Regions from separate parts of the Homo sapiens genome. Here region 2 is linked to region 1. Evidence: read pairs that join two places in POLR2A ChIA-PET (ENCODE). Cell type or tissue: GM12878. All regions are shown on one strand. Each heading gives the region's core, and the rest is flanking DNA. Links, peaks and the distances in the headings are about the cores only.

Evidence for each region. ChIA-PET counts read pairs that join two places held together with the same protein. Peaks named below come from ENCODE experiments on the same cell type or tissue, not always from the same donor. Only the 100,000 strongest peaks of a DNase experiment are listed, where the experiment ranks them.
Region 2: POLR2A ChIA-PET joins it to region 1 with 11 read pairs; 29 of 35 experiments call an interaction of 5 or more read pairs at or near these places.

What each region holds. Positions count from the first base shown.
Region 1 is chr6:27,833,468-27,841,859 of GRCh38, forward strand. It overlaps H2AC15 (H2A clustered histone 15), which reads right to left and starts at 4,908. Exons shown (of 1, transcript NM_003510.3): 1 at 4,413-4,908. The coding sequence starts at 4,872. The coding sequence ends at 4,480. It overlaps H2BC15 (H2B clustered histone 15), which reads left to right and starts at 5,102. Exons shown (of 1, transcript NM_003520.4): 1 at 5,102-5,643. The coding sequence starts at 5,195. The coding sequence ends at 5,575. RefSeq lists enhancers at 3,038-3,975, 3,394-3,443, 4,064-4,153, 4,224-4,273, 4,544-4,653 and 3 more. In GM12878, for the core only: no CTCF peak of the experiment used is centred there; DNase peaks (open chromatin) are centred at 3,970 and 5,004; H3K4me3 peaks cover 5,102 bases; H3K27ac peaks cover 6,425 bases.
Region 2 is chr6:27,134,405-27,142,796 of GRCh38, forward strand. It overlaps H4C9 (H4 clustered histone 9), which reads left to right and starts at 4,878. Exons shown (of 1, transcript NM_003495.3): 1 at 4,878-5,274. The coding sequence starts at 4,905. The coding sequence ends at 5,216. It also overlaps a transcript of H2BC12 not described here. RefSeq lists enhancers at 4,692-5,071, 4,834-5,426, 5,427-6,018. In GM12878, for the core only: a CTCF peak has its summit at 4,960; a DNase peak (open chromatin) is centred at 4,867; H3K4me3 peaks cover 3,432 bases; H3K27ac peaks cover 7,689 bases.

The sequences.
Region 1 (8,392 bases), core at 203-8,202:
CTTGGGCATGCTGAGCGCTTTTGAACATTGAAAGGCCTCAGAAATAAGCTTCAGAATCAAAGCCCCTCTAACTTCGTCTTCTTTCCCATACATGCGAAGGGACTCTGACATTTCCTAATCGGACCAAGAAAATTTCTTACCAGAAGTAACAATTGCCTTCTATCCCCTCCCTGTTATTTCATTATTGCAGAAAAGAATACTGAATATGGATTTTTCAAGATAATGTCTGCCTCTCGGTCTCATTTAAATTACCAAGACATACTAGGTGCTGTGGCTCCTCCCACTAATCCCAGCACTGTGGGAGGTCGAGGCAGGTGGATCCCTTGAGCTCAGGAGTTCGAGACCAGCCTGGCCAACATGGCGAATCCCTGTCTCTACAAAATATACAAAAAATTAGCCAGGTGGTGTCACATGCCTGTAATCCCAGCTACTTGGGAGGCTGAGGCAGGAGAATCACTTGAACCTGGGAGGCGGAGGTTGCAGTGAGCCGAGATTGCACCATTGCACTCCAACCTGGGCAACAAGAGTGAAACTCTGTCTGAAAAAAAAAAAAATTAGCCAGTTGTAGTGGTGCATGCCTGTGGTCGCAGCTACTAGGGAGCCTGAGGTAGGAGGATCACTTGAATCCCAGAGGTGGAGGTTGCAGTGAGTGGAGACTGTGCCACTGCACTCCAGCCTGGGTGACAGCCTGGGAGACGGATTAAGACCCCATCTCAAAATAAATAAATAAATTATGAAGACAATCATTTACAAGCTAATTTCTTTCTGTGGCCCATTTATTTTCCATAACAAGCCTTTATTGCCCCTCAAAGGAATTGTCTACCTTTCCCATCTCCTCCTTCCCCTATGAAAAAAGTTACATAAGCTTCTGTACTCCTTTAGGGACTGGGGTAATCACTTTGTAATTCTCCCTCGTGCACATTATTAAATTTCTGTGCCATTTCTCCCATTATTCTGTCTTTTGTCAGTTGATTTTCTATGAAACTTCCCTTAGCCCCTACAGTATTTACCTCTTTGAGGTACTGTAAGAATTAATGGAGGCCAGTCTCAGTAGCCTGCCTGTAGTCCCAGCTACTCTGGAGGCTGAGGTGGGGGGATTGCATGTGTTCAGGAGTGGGAGGATTGTGCAAGCTCAGGAGTCAGAGATCAGCCTGGGCAACATCACAAGACCTTCATCTAAAAAATAAAAAAAATTAAAAAAATAAAACAATGGAGATAATGTATGTAAAATATTAAGCAGAAAGCCAACCTCTATTTAATATACGTAATTTTTTTCTTTACAACTAATTTACAAATATTTTGTTTATATTATACTTTAAATATGTTAATACATCAATTTATCTAATTATGTATAACACATTAAGTAGTTAATTTAAATAACAAATATTTATTTTTAGTACATATTGTCAATGTCGGGGCTCAGAAACCAATACCCCAAACTATGGCATGGTGACAAGCTGAACTGCAGAAGCCTCAAAGTCTCTTTGACCTTCTCCCACTCCCCAACCTTTGTCTTCCTGTTATCTGGACTCACCAAAAATGAGTCCCTGTAAGACGAATGTAATCACACCCGAACAGCTCATTTCACAAGATAAGGTACAAGTTTAATTTCTTTTCCCTGATCCATTCATTCTTCCTAGTAATCCCCTCAAATGAATTCCTCTTCTCCCTCCCTCAAACTGTTTTTCAAGGATGGTATATAAACTTCTGAACCACGTTCTGGGGTGGGCAATCACTGATTCTCCCCATGCACATTGTAAATTTGTCTGCCTTTTTTTCTATTAATCTACCTCATGTCTGATTTTTCAACAAACCTTCAGAGGGCATCAAATCAGTAAGGACATTCATTTAATTCAATATTTCACAGATGATATAATACCATGAAGTGATAAGGCACTATAAATGTTCCTAATTGCTCCTTGCCCCTTGGATCTCTCTGATCTTTAGGTTGCCTCCTCTAGTTTACTTACTGTGAAGCTACTCATTTAACAGCTCCTCCATTTTCCTTTACATGTGTATGTGGAATTATAAACAATGATATATCACACTTGTATATTTTATTTTGCTTAATACATAAGTTTGCATGTCAATGTTTTGATTATGAGTACATTGATTTGAGTTTGCATAAATAACACCCAAAATTATAATAATTATAAAGCAAAAGTTACTTTACAAGCTGTTTAGCTTAAAGAATTTTACTTCTGGAACTCACGAACTCTGAAAAATATTACTTAGCTAGCTTTCATGATTAAATGGTGGTTCTTGGGAGAAACAGAATCAATGGAATAATTTTATTATCAACTTCAATGATCATAACAGCATATTTTATTTAAAAACTTATTTTAATTTCAAAAATCTTACAGGCCTTCTATGGAGCTGTATCATTTACTCTATATTGAGAAACAATTATTGAAAATTTATACACATAAATAACACAGATGACATTTTAAAAGGGAACAAATGAATTAATTCATTGAAATCAGGATGGAGTCCTCAACATCAAATAATAAATTTTTTTAAACAATGTGATATTTATGATTTTTGTGATTGCTGTTTTATTCCAAGAAATACTAGTTGTATGTGATTGCAATCAAGACTTAAATCTAGGAAATAAAAATGTGTGAAGAGACTCAAAAATTAATGTATTTCAATGGACTGGAGATCCTGTAGAAATTCATTTTCATTAACATGTCTGTATGAGGAAAACAGTAGCTTATATAAGTTTAGGTGGAGAGGAATAGAAGGCCCTCTCTATAGCTAGGAGGACTTGGTGATCTGAGAAGGAAAGGAGTGATCTTGGTGAAAGAAAGGAAGCAGGAAAAACTGACAGGAACAGGAGTATATGACCATGATATAATAAAAAACCTGACTTACAATGTCCTTCATTCATACTGTTTTTAAATAACACGTTCTAAAGTAATCTCACACCCTAACCCCAACCCTTTCCCATCATTTATATAAACAGTCCATTATGACATGTATTCTTTGCCCAAGCCAACTTGAAGCTCCTTTTGGATAGAGACTTTATGTATCTGGATTAATATTGTATTCCCATTTAGGAGAGTGCCTGGCACACCATAGATGCTCAGAAAGATTCAATTGAACTCGAATAGGTAGGCCAAACACACACGGGGTCCTAAATTGTGCAGAAGGGTCAGATACCTAAATTTTGCTTCCATGGTCTTATGAAGTATAAACTAAAAGCCCAAGTAAGGAGCAAAGGTTAGTTTACCAATTTTATCTCTGGAACCCAGGTACACTGAAAAGTATTATTTAGCTAGCTTTCAGTCCTCTGTAATACAGAAAGTAAATATCTGACACTAGGTTCATTTGAAACACTCTTGCTCTGTCACACAAGCTGGACTGCAGTGGTGCAATCATAGCTCATTGCAGCCTCGAACTCCTGGGCTCAAGTGATCCTTCTGGTCTCAGCCTCCCGAGTAGCTAGGACTACAGGCTATGAGACGCCAGGCACGGTTAGTTATTTTACTTTTGTAAAGATCAGGCTGGCTTCGAACTCCAAGGCTCTAGCGGTCCTTCCGCCTCGGCTTCCCAAAGCGGTTCTGTTTACCGGATGGTGCCAAACAGTTCCAGGCTCTTGGTGCCCGGTAGAAATTGGACGACACACACACAGATAGCAAAGCAAAGCAGCAAAAGTTTAGTAAACAGAGTATTACACTCTCGGGGGTGGGAGAGAGCGGACTGACCTCTGCGAGGTGAGATCAGCGTCAGCTTGCTGTAGTTTGAGTCATTTTATGTGTGTGCGTGCGTGTGTGTATGTTTTCTGTTCCCAGTGCTGCCTAATCTATAGCCAGCATCTGCCCTTTTATTGATAGGTTTGTTGCTTACTTTGTCCTCTGTGGCTTGTGCCTCTATCTTATAATCTTAAATATATGCATGATATGTAGCCCATATGCATGAACCTTAAGTAGCTGATTATCATACGGGCTTTTGTTAAGGATACTTTTCCTCTCTAATACGCATGCCCATCTCTGAAGAGCTGCCTCTTAAACTGGTTTGTTCCAGATCTTGCCGGCCACGAGGTCCTTGCTCACATTATCTCTTTTGTTTCGGCTGCAAAAGGTTCACTGCTTGTTATCTCGCTTCTTGTTCACCCGCCCATCTACCTTACTTCTGCCCTTTGCTTTTACTTATTCTGCCCTCTAACTTTCAGCTCCCTTTGTTATTCTCTTGCCTCACTTTTCTTATTGTTTCAGCTGTATTGCAGGCGCGAGCTGCCGCGCCTAAATTTCTTGATGTACCGTAAACATTTCAATGTCTACTTTCTATCTCAAAACAATGTGGTGTAAAAGCCGTTTAGTTTTGCTTCATCTCCATACAGCATTCCAGTGCCATTGCAAAATGACTCGACTATCAGATAAAACTGAACACAGCTCTACTTGGTGAAAAAGTAGGTGGCTCTGAAAAGAACCTTTTTGGTTTGGACCGAGGTATGAGTAATGAACTGCTCCAGCCCCGCTACTTGCCCTTGGCCTTGTGGTGGCTCTCAGTTTTCTTAGGCAGCAGCACGGCCTGGATATTGGGCAGGACACCACCCTGGGCGATGGTCACTTTACCAAGCAGCTTGTTGAGCTCCTCGTCGTTGCGGATGGCCAGCTGCAAGTGGCGCGGGATGATGCGGGTCTTCTTGTTGTCGCGGGCCGCGTTGCCAGCCAGTTCCAGGATCTCGGCGGTTAGGTACTCCAACACCGCCGCCAGGTACACCGGCGCTCCGGCACCGACCCGCTCAGCGTAGTTGCCCTTGCGGAGCAGTCGGTGCACTCGGCCCACTGGGAACTGAAGACCCGCCCTTGAAGAACGGGTCTTAGCCTTGGCGCGAGCTTTGCCGCCCTGCTTGCCACGTCCCGACATGACGTAAAAAATTCAATCAGTAACGTTCCTGAGACTGACGTAACGCTAAAGCTCCGCTACTTATAGTCAACAGAGGCACGAAAACTAAGCTGTGCTATTGGCTAACATTACAGTTTCGCTTTAACCAATGGGATTGCGGTTTTGAAAAACACTTATTTTGATTGGACAAAGTTAATATACGTTTCCAGGACTCACCACTGGTTAAACGCACAACTTCATTCTCTACCCCACTTGCGTTAAGAAGCAGTGAATAAGCGGTAGGTTGACAGAGCTACCGTCTTCCTGTTTTTTTCCTCCAATTTTCCGGCAGTTACTCCCAGTCATGCCCGAGCCCTCAAAGTCCGCTCCTGCCCCGAAGAAAGGCTCCAAGAAGGCAGTGACAAAGGCCCAGAAGAAGGACGGCAAGAAGCGCAAGCGCAGCCGCAAGGAGAGCTACTCCGTGTACGTGTACAAGGTGCTGAAGCAGGTCCACCCCGACACCGGTATCTCGTCCAAGGCCATGGGCATCATGAACTCCTTCGTCAATGACATCTTCGAGCGCATCGCCGGCGAGGCTTCCCGCCTGGCGCATTACAACAAGCGCTCGACCATCACCTCCAGGGAGATCCAGACGGCCGTGCGCCTGCTGCTGCCAGGGGAGCTGGCCAAGCACGCGGTGTCGGAGGGCACCAAGGCCGTCACCAAGTACACCAGTTCCAAGTGAGCCCGCCCACCGCGGAACGTTCGGTCAGTCTCGGCCCACACCCCAAAGGCTCTTTTCAGAGCCACTCAGTCTTCCCAAAGAGAACTGGCACTCACTGTTCTTACAGCAGGTATTTCTTACTTGCTACAAAGACGATTTCCAAGATTCCTTTAGCCTTGTTAGAAACTAATTTTGGCTCAAGCCTCTAATCCCGGTTCGGGAAACCGAAGCGGGTGGCTCACCTGAGGTTAGAAGTTCGAGACGAGCCTAGCCAACATGGTGAAACCCGTCTCTACTAAAAGTACAAAAAAATAGCTGGGCGTGGTGGCGGACGCCTGTAATCCCAGCTACCCGGGAAGCTGAGGCAGGAGAATCGCTTGAACCCGGCAGATGGAGGTTGCAGTGAGCCGAGATCGGGCCATTGCACCCCAGCCTGGGCAGTAAGAGCGAAACTCTGTCTCAAAAAAGAAAGAAAAAGAAAAGAAATTAATTAGCACTGCAGTGTACTGCATGTTGCAGCAACGCTTGAGACAATTTTATATCTGAAGAAGGATGAGGTTTATCATCAGACAAACCTAGTAAAGGGAAAATTCAGTTCCTGTTGACCCCAAAGAAAATATAATACTTAAGTGTCACTGGTAAAATATCCACAGTGCTTCCGGCGCTCTGTCCCTAAACTTCATGTGTACTTTAGTAATGAAGCAGTTGGCACACACACAAACGTACAAATCGACTTGTTTGTTTTGAGAGTGGTGCTGTTTCTCCTCCCTTGTCCCCAGTTTGGATTTGCTAAATATTAAGATAGAAAGGCAGTAGAAAAAAGTTTGAACCCAGTTTACAGCACCGTACACGTCAATCGGGCTGAGTTGATGTCAATGGCCAATCCCGACACTGCGAGGGCAGTTTGAAACTTGGCCACCGTTTTCTCTGGTGAGTGTTCTAGTTGGGAAAATTCTTGGCAGTGCAGGTTTTTTGGAGGAATCTTGCTGTCTTACTCATTCCCATAATTCTCTTGTGTGGAATTCCTATTTATGAACATAGTTTCTATTCCCTACTTTTTCTGTTAGGGTCTGCTCCATGTTTTCTTGTCTGTGTCACTTGCGTTTACTGTATCTCTAGTAATTGGAAGAAATGTTAAAAGAAAAAAAAATAGAGGAGGAGAAGGGCTGTTCTCCATTGTTTTCCCCCACCCCCAACTCAGGAAATCAAAATGAGTGTCTTCATTTTAAACACTTAGGAGTGGCATATTTAAAAGTATTTTGGTCTTTGCCAAGAATCAGTGTGGGAACTCTTCCACATCAAATTGTATTTGCTGAAGGTTTTTGATAATATTTTTTATCCAGTAAGTGTACTCCAGTGACCCAACCATTCGATTCCTAGCTGTTTACATGAAAGAATATTTTGCACACATGCAACAGGAGACATATGAGAATGGAAAAAATGCCATTTTTAATAGATAAAAATACTAGAGGCAACTACATGTTCATGGTCAAAATAATGCATTTATTGAGGTACACACAGTACCTGGTTGAATTTTAGAAATGTAAGTCTCAGAAGGTTCATATATAATAACATTTTTTTTAAACTCAGAAGTAAAACCATGGCTGGGCATGGTGGCTCATGCCTGTAATCCTAGCACTTTGGGAGGCTGAGATGGGAGGTTTGCTTAAGCTCAGGAGTTCAAGACCAGCCTGGGCAGTATGGTGAGACCCTACCTCTTAAAATAAATAAATAAATAAATAAATAAATAAATAAATAAATAAATAAATAAAATGAAAATAAAACCAAATTATACATTGTTGAAGTGTATATAGAAGCGCTTATACAGAATAAGTATACACAAGTGCGTGATAATGAAAACTTTTAAGAGAGTTTTTAAAATACCTGGCACTGGCTATCTTAGCGATAAAGGCAAGACATGGGATGGGGAAAAACACAGAGGTAAATACAAGTTGTCGTCAATATTCCAGTTTTGGGTTAGATGTTTTATCATGGGTTTTGATATAATTTGATTTAAACTTTATTTTTATTTTTATTTTTTTGAGATAGAGTCTCACCGTTTCGCCCAGGCTGGAGTGCAATGGCGCGATCTCGGCTCATTACAACCCTCGCCTCCCAGGTTTAAGCAATTCTCCTGCCTCAGCCTCCCGAGTAGCTGGGTTTACAGGAGCCCGCCACCACACCCAGCTAATTTTTTGTATCTTTAGTAGAGATGGGGTTTCACCATGTTGGCCAGGCTGGTCTTGAACTCCTGACCTCATGATCCACCCTCCTCGGCCTCCCAAAGTGCTAGTATTACAGGCATGAGCCACCATGCCCAGCCTGATTTACACTTTAAATATATGTTACATGTATTAAACTTATGTATCAAATACTATACTGGAAAATATAATAGGAAAAAACCCCCTGTGTAAAAACAAGTTACAAGCATCACATAGTTTGTCATAAAGGAAAACTTACAGGTGAGAAACTCAAACTTAATAGTGTTCCTGTAAATATTATTCATTTTCTAAATATTATTCATTCCTTCTCCTCTCTTAAGGAAGAGAAAAAGAAGATTCACAGAGAGCATTAAGAAGGCCCATGGATTCAGAAAGCTCAAGATTTGGCTAAAATTAAGAGTCAGCAACCAATCTCCAGGTACCCTTGCTTCTCAATCTGTAGACTAAAGACCCTAGACCAAAAATCCTGATTCCCAGGAAGTGCTTGGAGGATCTTGATGGTGCTTCATTACAGTTGGTTTCTTTACATTATTTGATGTATTGAATCTGCATTTGGCACAGAATTGATACAATTCAGACTTCATGAAATCCATTTAATTAAATGTTCTTTCTCCCT
Region 2 (8,392 bases), core at 164-8,163, 700 kb before region 1:
TAGAAATGTTTATGACTATTAGAAAAGTACAGGGTATTGGGCGTTCCTGACACAAACTGAGGCCTCCTAGCAAGACTGGCAGTTTTCTGTAAAGGAGGGTTATTTACTACGGTAGTGCAAATAACTTTTGGTGTTGTAGCTAAATAAGGAATACTCATGCCAAGATTGCACAATTGTGCCTCCTCCCTCTGTTCACTGAACTCTGATGTAATTTTTTTTTTTTTTTTGAGACGGAGTCTCGCTCTGTCGCCCAGGCTGGAGTGCAGTGGCGCTATCTCGGCTCACTGCAAGCTCCGCCTCCCGGGTTCACGCCATTCTCCTGCCTCAGCCTCCTGAGTAGCTGGGGCTACAGGCGTCTGCCACCATGCCCAGCTACTTTTTTGTATTTTTAGTAGATACGGGGTTTCACCGTGTTAGCCAGGATGGTCTTGATGTCCTGACCTCGTGATCCACCGGCCTCGGCCTCCCAAAGTGCTGGGATTACCGGCGTAAGCCACCACGCCCGGCCCACTCTGAAGTAATCTTAAGAAGACGTTAACTCATTTTTCTTGTGTATTGTAGACACTTTTGGCTGTCTGGTAACATGGAAAATCTCAGAATGATGTTTTAAGTATATAAAATGCCAAACAAAGTTAAATTACAGTTATCAAAGTATTTTTAAAACTTCATAGTGATAAATGAGACTATATAGTTATATTGTTAATATAGTTAACACATTACATGATTTGGTGAGCCTAATTGCTGTTACTAATTAGAGGAGTAAAAATGTTTCACGATAACTCAGCAATTGTAATGAGAAATGAAACATCTAATGTCTTTTGGGTTACAAAGTAACAGGTACTGAGATTTGTGGCCTAAATTCATAATAAAGTGAAATGTTCAAGTTCAGTCAAGGTTAAGTTTTTAAAAATAGATATTTTACTACCCAAACTCACAGACTTCCCCTTCAACACCCTCCAATTGCTGAATTTTTTCCTTAGGGGCATTGTGACATATAAGTACGGACCTCAGGTTAAAAACTCTTGCTCTAAAATTTGGTCAACCTACCCCATTTCTTTTCAGCTCCTTTTCTCTAGATACCTCCTCTTCCTATCTGGAATTTCTTTAGCACTTAGTCTACTGACATCTCATAACCTTTTACTGTGTCTGTTTCTTGTTCTTAAAATATAACTACTTCCAATCCTAGTATAAATACGATGTTTTGGAACAGAAACAAGTGCTGACAATATCTAGCAAAAATAGGTACTTGAGAGGCCCCCCAAATAGTAAAATATTTGGCTTTTTGATGGATTTTTATACTGTGTAACCCAATAATTTTACTCATTTTTGAATTGCCCTGTCTTTAAAGGTCTTTCAACTTATTTAAATTAATATTTAATAAATTTCACAATTAAATATACAGTGGTTGGACACAGGATGTACTTTGCAAGTGTAACTGTTACTGGAAAGGGGTCCCAATCCAGACCCCAAGAGAGAGTTCTTGGGTCTTTCTCAAGAAAGAATTCAAGGCAAATCCATAGAGTACAGTGAAAGCAAGTTTATTAGAGAAGTAAAGAAAATTGTTCTTTTGTTCTATTCTAAGGATATTTATAGTTATTTCTTGACTACATGCTAAACAAGGGGTGGATTCTTCATGAGTTTTCTGGGAACGGGGTGGGCAATTCCCCAACTGAGAGTTCCTCCCCCTTTTAGACCCTATAGGGTAACTTTCCGACGTTGCCATGGCATCTGTAAATGGTCATGGCACTGGTAGGAGTGTCTTTTAGCATGCTAATGCATTATAAGTAGTGTATAATGAGCAGTGAGGATAACCAGAGGTCAATTTCCTCACCATCTTGATTTTGGTAGGTTTTGGCTGGCTTCTTTACCGCATGCTTTTATTAGCAAGGTCTTTGTGACCTGTACTTTGTGCTGACCTATTCTGTGACTACAAATGCCTTAAGCCTCTGGGAATGCAGCCCAGTAGGCCTCAGCCTTATTTTACCCAGCCCCTATTCAAGATGGAGTTTCTCTGGTTTAAACGCCTCTGACAAAGTTTGCTGCCAGATTTGTTTTGTAATGTGAAAGAATGTGAGAACTCAGAGTTACTCTATTTGAACTAAGTTTATCTTGATAGTCAGTTATCCTGTTAGAAAACAGACTGATTAGCATAACATTTTTTTAAAATGTTATACTGCGTGTATGTTTACTATTTCAGAACTAAATTTACCGTCAATTTCAGAAACTAAAGAGTCTGACAAACTCAAATATCCTTGTAGGGGAGGCAAAATTTTACCTCTGTCCTCTTAAGAGTTTTTATGGCTGGCCTGATAATTAAACTGACATAAGATTAAGAGGAGAAAACCATATAAATTTAATATAAATTTTATGTGGCATGGGACATGGGAGCTCTAATAATAGACCCCAAAGAAGTAGCAAAACCTAAATGCTTTTATAGTAGGTTGAATGGAGTAAATTGTGGAAATGTAACTATGTAGGAAGGCTAAAGGAAAACAAGAATTATTTTAAGATCTGCTTGGACAGAATTCTCTTGGTTTCAACTTCCTGTCCTTGATGAAAATGTTCTTTTCCTTTTGGTACAGGGAGGACATCTTCCACAGGGGAATTTTAATTCCTGCTTTTAAGGGGGTAAAAGGGAACGGTCAAAGTGCCTTTCTTGTACCTACTCTTTTTAAAATTGCCTGTATCTCAGAATAATTCTTATTCCAAAATGGCATATTTTGGGATGGCATGCTCTGCCACCTTTTACCATTCATTGCTATCCTTGTCACTAATTGCTATGCGAAAACTCATGAAATCAGATACAGAAAAAGGCTTCTGATTAGTGAGAAGCTCAAGTAGAGAAATATACTTGTTAACTAATGTTGGGGAAATACAATTTTAAAATCTTCTCCCAAAGAAGACAAAGGAAATAATTTTATTATTGAATAAGCATTAAACCAGGGAGAGTTGCTTATCACAGGAAACCTTATGAAGAGGTTGCAAAAGCAGAAAGAAATCTTGCTTATTATGTATGGCTACATTGGATAGGTTTTGCAATTCGAAGTCAGGTGACAGCTAAAGTTCAGCCCATTTTCTCGCTGGAAACTGGGAGACAGACCACTATCTTTTTTAATGATTAACATTTCAAAGGGATGGCTCTCCAGGCATTGAGAAAATATTCTGAGTTATAAGGCCTATTTAGCCATTAAAAGGATTTACATACATTTTAAAAGGACAGAGAAAGACATTTTGAAAGTGATGGGAAAGGAAAGGGAAGTCTTTTGTTTTCAACAGATAATTAAGCCTCTCATTTTTAATTTGTATTTACCCTTAGATTAACGTATTCAATTAACCTATGCTACCTTACCCTCTTTACAACATATACTGAATTCAGCTACAGCAAGTTACAGCCAGTCATATCAATTTTTTTTTGTTTTCCAAAGGTGTATGGCAAGTTTTCTTTTATTGCAACATAAATGCAAAAATTTCTAAAGTATTTTAATGAAAAGTTTATCTTCATTTACTTTATGACATTTAAGTGGAATACTTTGAAAATACTTCAAGCACTGCTGTAAGGTACTCATTAAAATAAAGAGTAGCAAGAAAATCACCAAATGGGCCGGGTGCGGTGGCTCATATATTCAGTATATGATAATAAGTTCCTCAAATCAGTGGGGGAAATAGTTAATGTATTGTGCTGACTAACCAACTGATTAACTTTTTGAAAAGTTATTTCTATATACAAGAAATCAAGTCCTTATTAGTAAAGTTAGATTACTTTAAATGGTTCTACCCAGCATTAGTTAAGGTTGTAGGCATATCAGGAACTGCTACTGGTGCAGGGGCCAAGAGAAAACCTCCCTTTTGGCCTCTGAAAGTTCACTGAAAATCAACTGACAAGATTAATAAGAGAAAAGGCATACAAATTTATTAAGGTACAGGGCTGAGGACCACAGAATATTACCCCAACCCCCCAGTGGGGTACAGAAGCTTATATACTCTTTCTCAGAGGCAAAAGAGGAGATGGGTAATGTAGACAATTCTTTGAGGAACAGTAAATGATTATTAGAGAGAAGGAATGGACCAAGGAGACAGAAATTAACTTGTAAATGATTCTCTTTGGAATCTGAATGAGATCAAGAGGCCAGCTTTAGCTTGTGGAAAAGTCCATCTAGGTATGGTTGCATTCTCGTCTTCTTTTCTGCAGTAGATAATGAGGTAACCGAAGGCAATTGTGCTTCTTTTGATAAGAAGCTTTCTTGGTCATATCAGGAAATTCCAGAGAAAGTCCCTCCCTGTATTTGGGGAAGAGAAACAGGACAAAGTTAGAGGGACCTTGATTCTTAGACTTGTTTCTGAGAACCCTCAATTTTCAAAAACACCCACCATTACCAAGCTCGATATTTGGGGGGATAATTCTCCACCCCAAACACTAGAAATGAAAATAAGTAGAAAAGAACTTAGCAATATACCTGAACGATCTTTAAATTCTATGAGTCTATCTTGTTCTATTGCTAGGAATTTAGCATATGGAGTATATTTCCATTGTATATTAAGGAGAAAAATGCCACAAAATAGCATAGTTCCATACAAATAATGTTAAAGGAAAACATGCATATATGCAGAGATAACATTCTTTTTGCTTTATGTATCTTCTATAATGTTAACATTTTTGTTATGAGGCAGGAATCATGTTAAATGAAAAAAGGAAAAACAGCCTAGGTCTTGAGGATTAAAAAGGACTGAAGGAGAACAAGAGGGAGTAGAGCACAGCAGGCCTGTTTCCCTTTTAGGTCCCCTCCCCCAATGCAGAGGGACTTCCCGCCAAAGCTCTTCCGGTTTTCAGTCTGGTCCGCAGAGGTTACCCATAAAAGAAAGCTGCCATCACAGGCAGCAGACCTTTGTTCTCTGACCACTTGATAATGTCAGGACGCGGCAAAGGAGGTAAGGGCCTGGGGAAAGGGGGTGCCAAGCGCCACCGCAAGGTGCTGCGCGACAACATCCAGGGTATCACCAAGCCAGCCATTCGGCGCCTTGCTCGCCGCGGCGGCGTGAAGCGCATTTCTGGCCTCATCTATGAGGAGACCCGCGGAGTGTTGAAGGTGTTCCTGGAGAACGTGATCCGGGACGCCGTGACCTACACGGAGCACGCCAAGCGCAAGACGGTCACCGCCATGGACGTGGTCTACGCGCTCAAGCGCCAGGGCCGCACCCTCTATGGCTTCGGCGGCTAAATGGCATTTTGAAGCCCAGTCATTCTCTAAAAAGGCCCTTTTTAGGGCCCCTAAGCTTTCAACAAAAGAGTTGAAATGACTGCAAACTGAGTCTCTTAATAGGGCCATTGTCAGTGAGTTCTGTCATCCTATTTTACAAGATTAACTCGACGCCGAAAATGGGCTGATGACTACAGGTGACCTTGGGCCGAGATTTTTCCAAGGCCAGAAGAGCCTCTGCTGGCCAGTAACTTCTGGCGGCTGCCTGGAAATTGCCTGCAGCCGGTTTACCGCTCGGATTAGTTTAGAAAGCCAAGGGGTCTGCGGTCCAAATAGGGGCGGGCTAGATAATTAACTTCCCTCTGGACCTTCAAATACGTCTCAGGAGATAATGAGTTTGATGGGCTCCACTAAATGCTAGAACCTCCAGGAAAACTTCGTGGTGGCTGGTTTAAGAGGACTTGGCGGGCACAGAGCTCTGCATGGGGGGGAGGGGGACAGACCATGCTTTTACTACTGTAGAACAGTAGGGCAGTCTTAAGAGTCTTAGTAATAATATTCCTTTATATGTTTGCCTTTTAAATACTGGAATATATCAAGTATACAAAATGCGCTGGTGACCACACCACTTATTCAAGTGCATCTAAAATCCTTATGTCCCTTTCTCAGTAGCACAGCCCTCCCTTTTTCCTATCTAGAATTAACTAATATTCTAGGATAAACTGATATTCTAAATTTGTTTACTGTTCCCACGCGTTTTAACTTTAGATGCACATACCCCTAATCTATTTTAATCGTCATGAATTTTTACATTTGCTCTTGAAATATATCCGTGTTGAAATGTGCAGTTCTAGGTTATTTTTACCATTAATCTAGTTTTCTAATGTGTCAGTAAATACTTTATTCATTTCTCTGTTGATTTTTTTTCCTCATTACAAAACAGCACTGTATACAGCTGTGCATTTTCTGGTTACATGGAAGTGGAATTATTTGGTAAATGTGCATATTCAACATGAATAAAAATGAACAATTTGCTTTCCAGGGTAGTATTTTAAATTTATACTCCCATATTCCACCAGCAGTGCTTGAGAGTTATTGTTTATCAGCATTTCCTAATGTGAAATCGGAGTTTTTCTAAATGAGATTTTTGGCTATTTGGAGATTTTCCCGCTTTCCTCGGAATGGTCTATTCAGATTCTCTACAGTTTTTATTTTATGAGATTTGATTTGTAAATATTCTTTATATATTTGAGTTTTAACTTTTTGTCAGTATGTGACAAATATATTCTGTCACCTTGTGGGTTTGTTTTTAACTGTTCGTGATATCTTTGGATGTGCAAAATTTTAATAATGTTGGATTTATATTTTTTATAGTTTTTGAATGCTGCCTTTTCATAAAGGAGTTATCTGACTTCCACTTTCCCCAGGAGCTACAGGCATCAATCTGGGGGAAAAAAAAAAAACAAAAAACATTTAGGCGGCTTATGTCCTGATTTGGCTTGAATTGGATAGTAAGGCTTTTCTGAAATCGCTGTAAGAGTAGCATCAAGAGCGAGCTAAGGGAAGACCTGATAAAAGATTGATCTTACTTTCTAAATAAGCAATGATTAACAATACCTAAAATTTTCAAAGTATTACAAAAGGGACAAAAGAAAGGGTGAAAGAGGAAAGTAATGCCTAAGATACACTGAAAGTTTGTTGAAAATTGTTAAGTGCTTTACATGGATTATCTCGTATCTCATATTCTTGTGAGATAGATTTTATTACTCTTATTTTAAAATGGCAAAAGAGGCCAAATCAAATAACCAATTCACAAATGTTAGATTTTATGACCCAAACTTGTCTTTCTTTAATTTTTATTATTCCAGGAGCATAGATTCAAATTGCCCCGAACATACACTCACTCAAACCTGTAATATTCTTAATCACACTCTCTTAGTAGATAGATAAGCCATCACAGAGAGTAGTAGTGGTGCTAGTCCTATAATGAAGAATTTGGGGAAATGTGTCAGGACAGATGCAAAACCTGCTTGTCACTTAATCCCAATTGGAATGAATTATTTTCATGTGTCAGTTTGTGGGCCTGAGAAAGTCGTTTTTATTTTGTGTCTATATAGTTATGTTATTGTTAAATCTGCAGCAATGTAACACGTCCTTCCCTGTCATTTTTCATGTTCCAAGCCCAATGGATTAAACACTCCCTTAGGAAAAACCGTAGTAGGTGGTGATGCCAGAAGGAATTGTAATCCTTTGCATAGTGCCCTAGTGGGTTTTAGGTCAAGTTCTGCTCATTGAGTGTCTTATGGTATAGCACTAGCCATGCATGGAGTTTGAGCACTTACAATGTGGCATGTGACTGAGGGAGTAAGTGTTTAATTATATCTTAATTAGTTTACTTTTAAAAACTGGTGCTGGATTCAATTAGATAGCATTCAAGTATACTTGGAACACCTTAGGGACATGAATCAGAATCATCTTATTCTAATTACAGATCAAGAATTCCCCACGAAAATTTATTTTGATATACCATAAAAGTGTAAAATACACACCAGATTTTGAAGATTTGAAATGAAAAAAGAATACAAGATATTTAATACATTCTGTATTGACTATATGCTGAAACTATATTTTTGATATATTCTGTCAAATAGGATACACTATTAAAATTAACTTTTTTAACTTTTTTTTTGGAGACGAACTCTCGCTTTCGTCCCCCAGGCTGGAGTACAATGGTGTGATCTCGGCTCACTGCAACCTCCGCCTCCCGGGTTCAAGCAATTCTCCTGCCTCCGCCTCCCAAGTAGCTGGGATTACAGGTGCGTACTACCACGCCAGGCTAATTTTTTTGTATTTTAAGTAGAGACATGTTGGCCAGGCTGGTCTTGAACTCCTGACCTCAGGTCATCCGCCTGCCTCGGCCTCCCAAAGTGCCGGGATTACAGGCTTGAGCCACTGTGCCCAGACAATTTTTTTTAACTTTTAAAAATGGTTACTGGAAAGATAAGTACATGTATGACGTATTACATTCCCCCCCTCCTTTTTTTTTTTTTTTTTTTTGAGACAGTCTCGCTCTGTCGCCCAGGTTCGAGTGCAGTGGCACAATTTTGGCTCACTGCAACCTCAGCCTCCCGGGTTCAAGCCATTCTCCTGCCTCAGCCTCCCAAGCAGCTGGGACTACACTCATGTGAAACCATGCC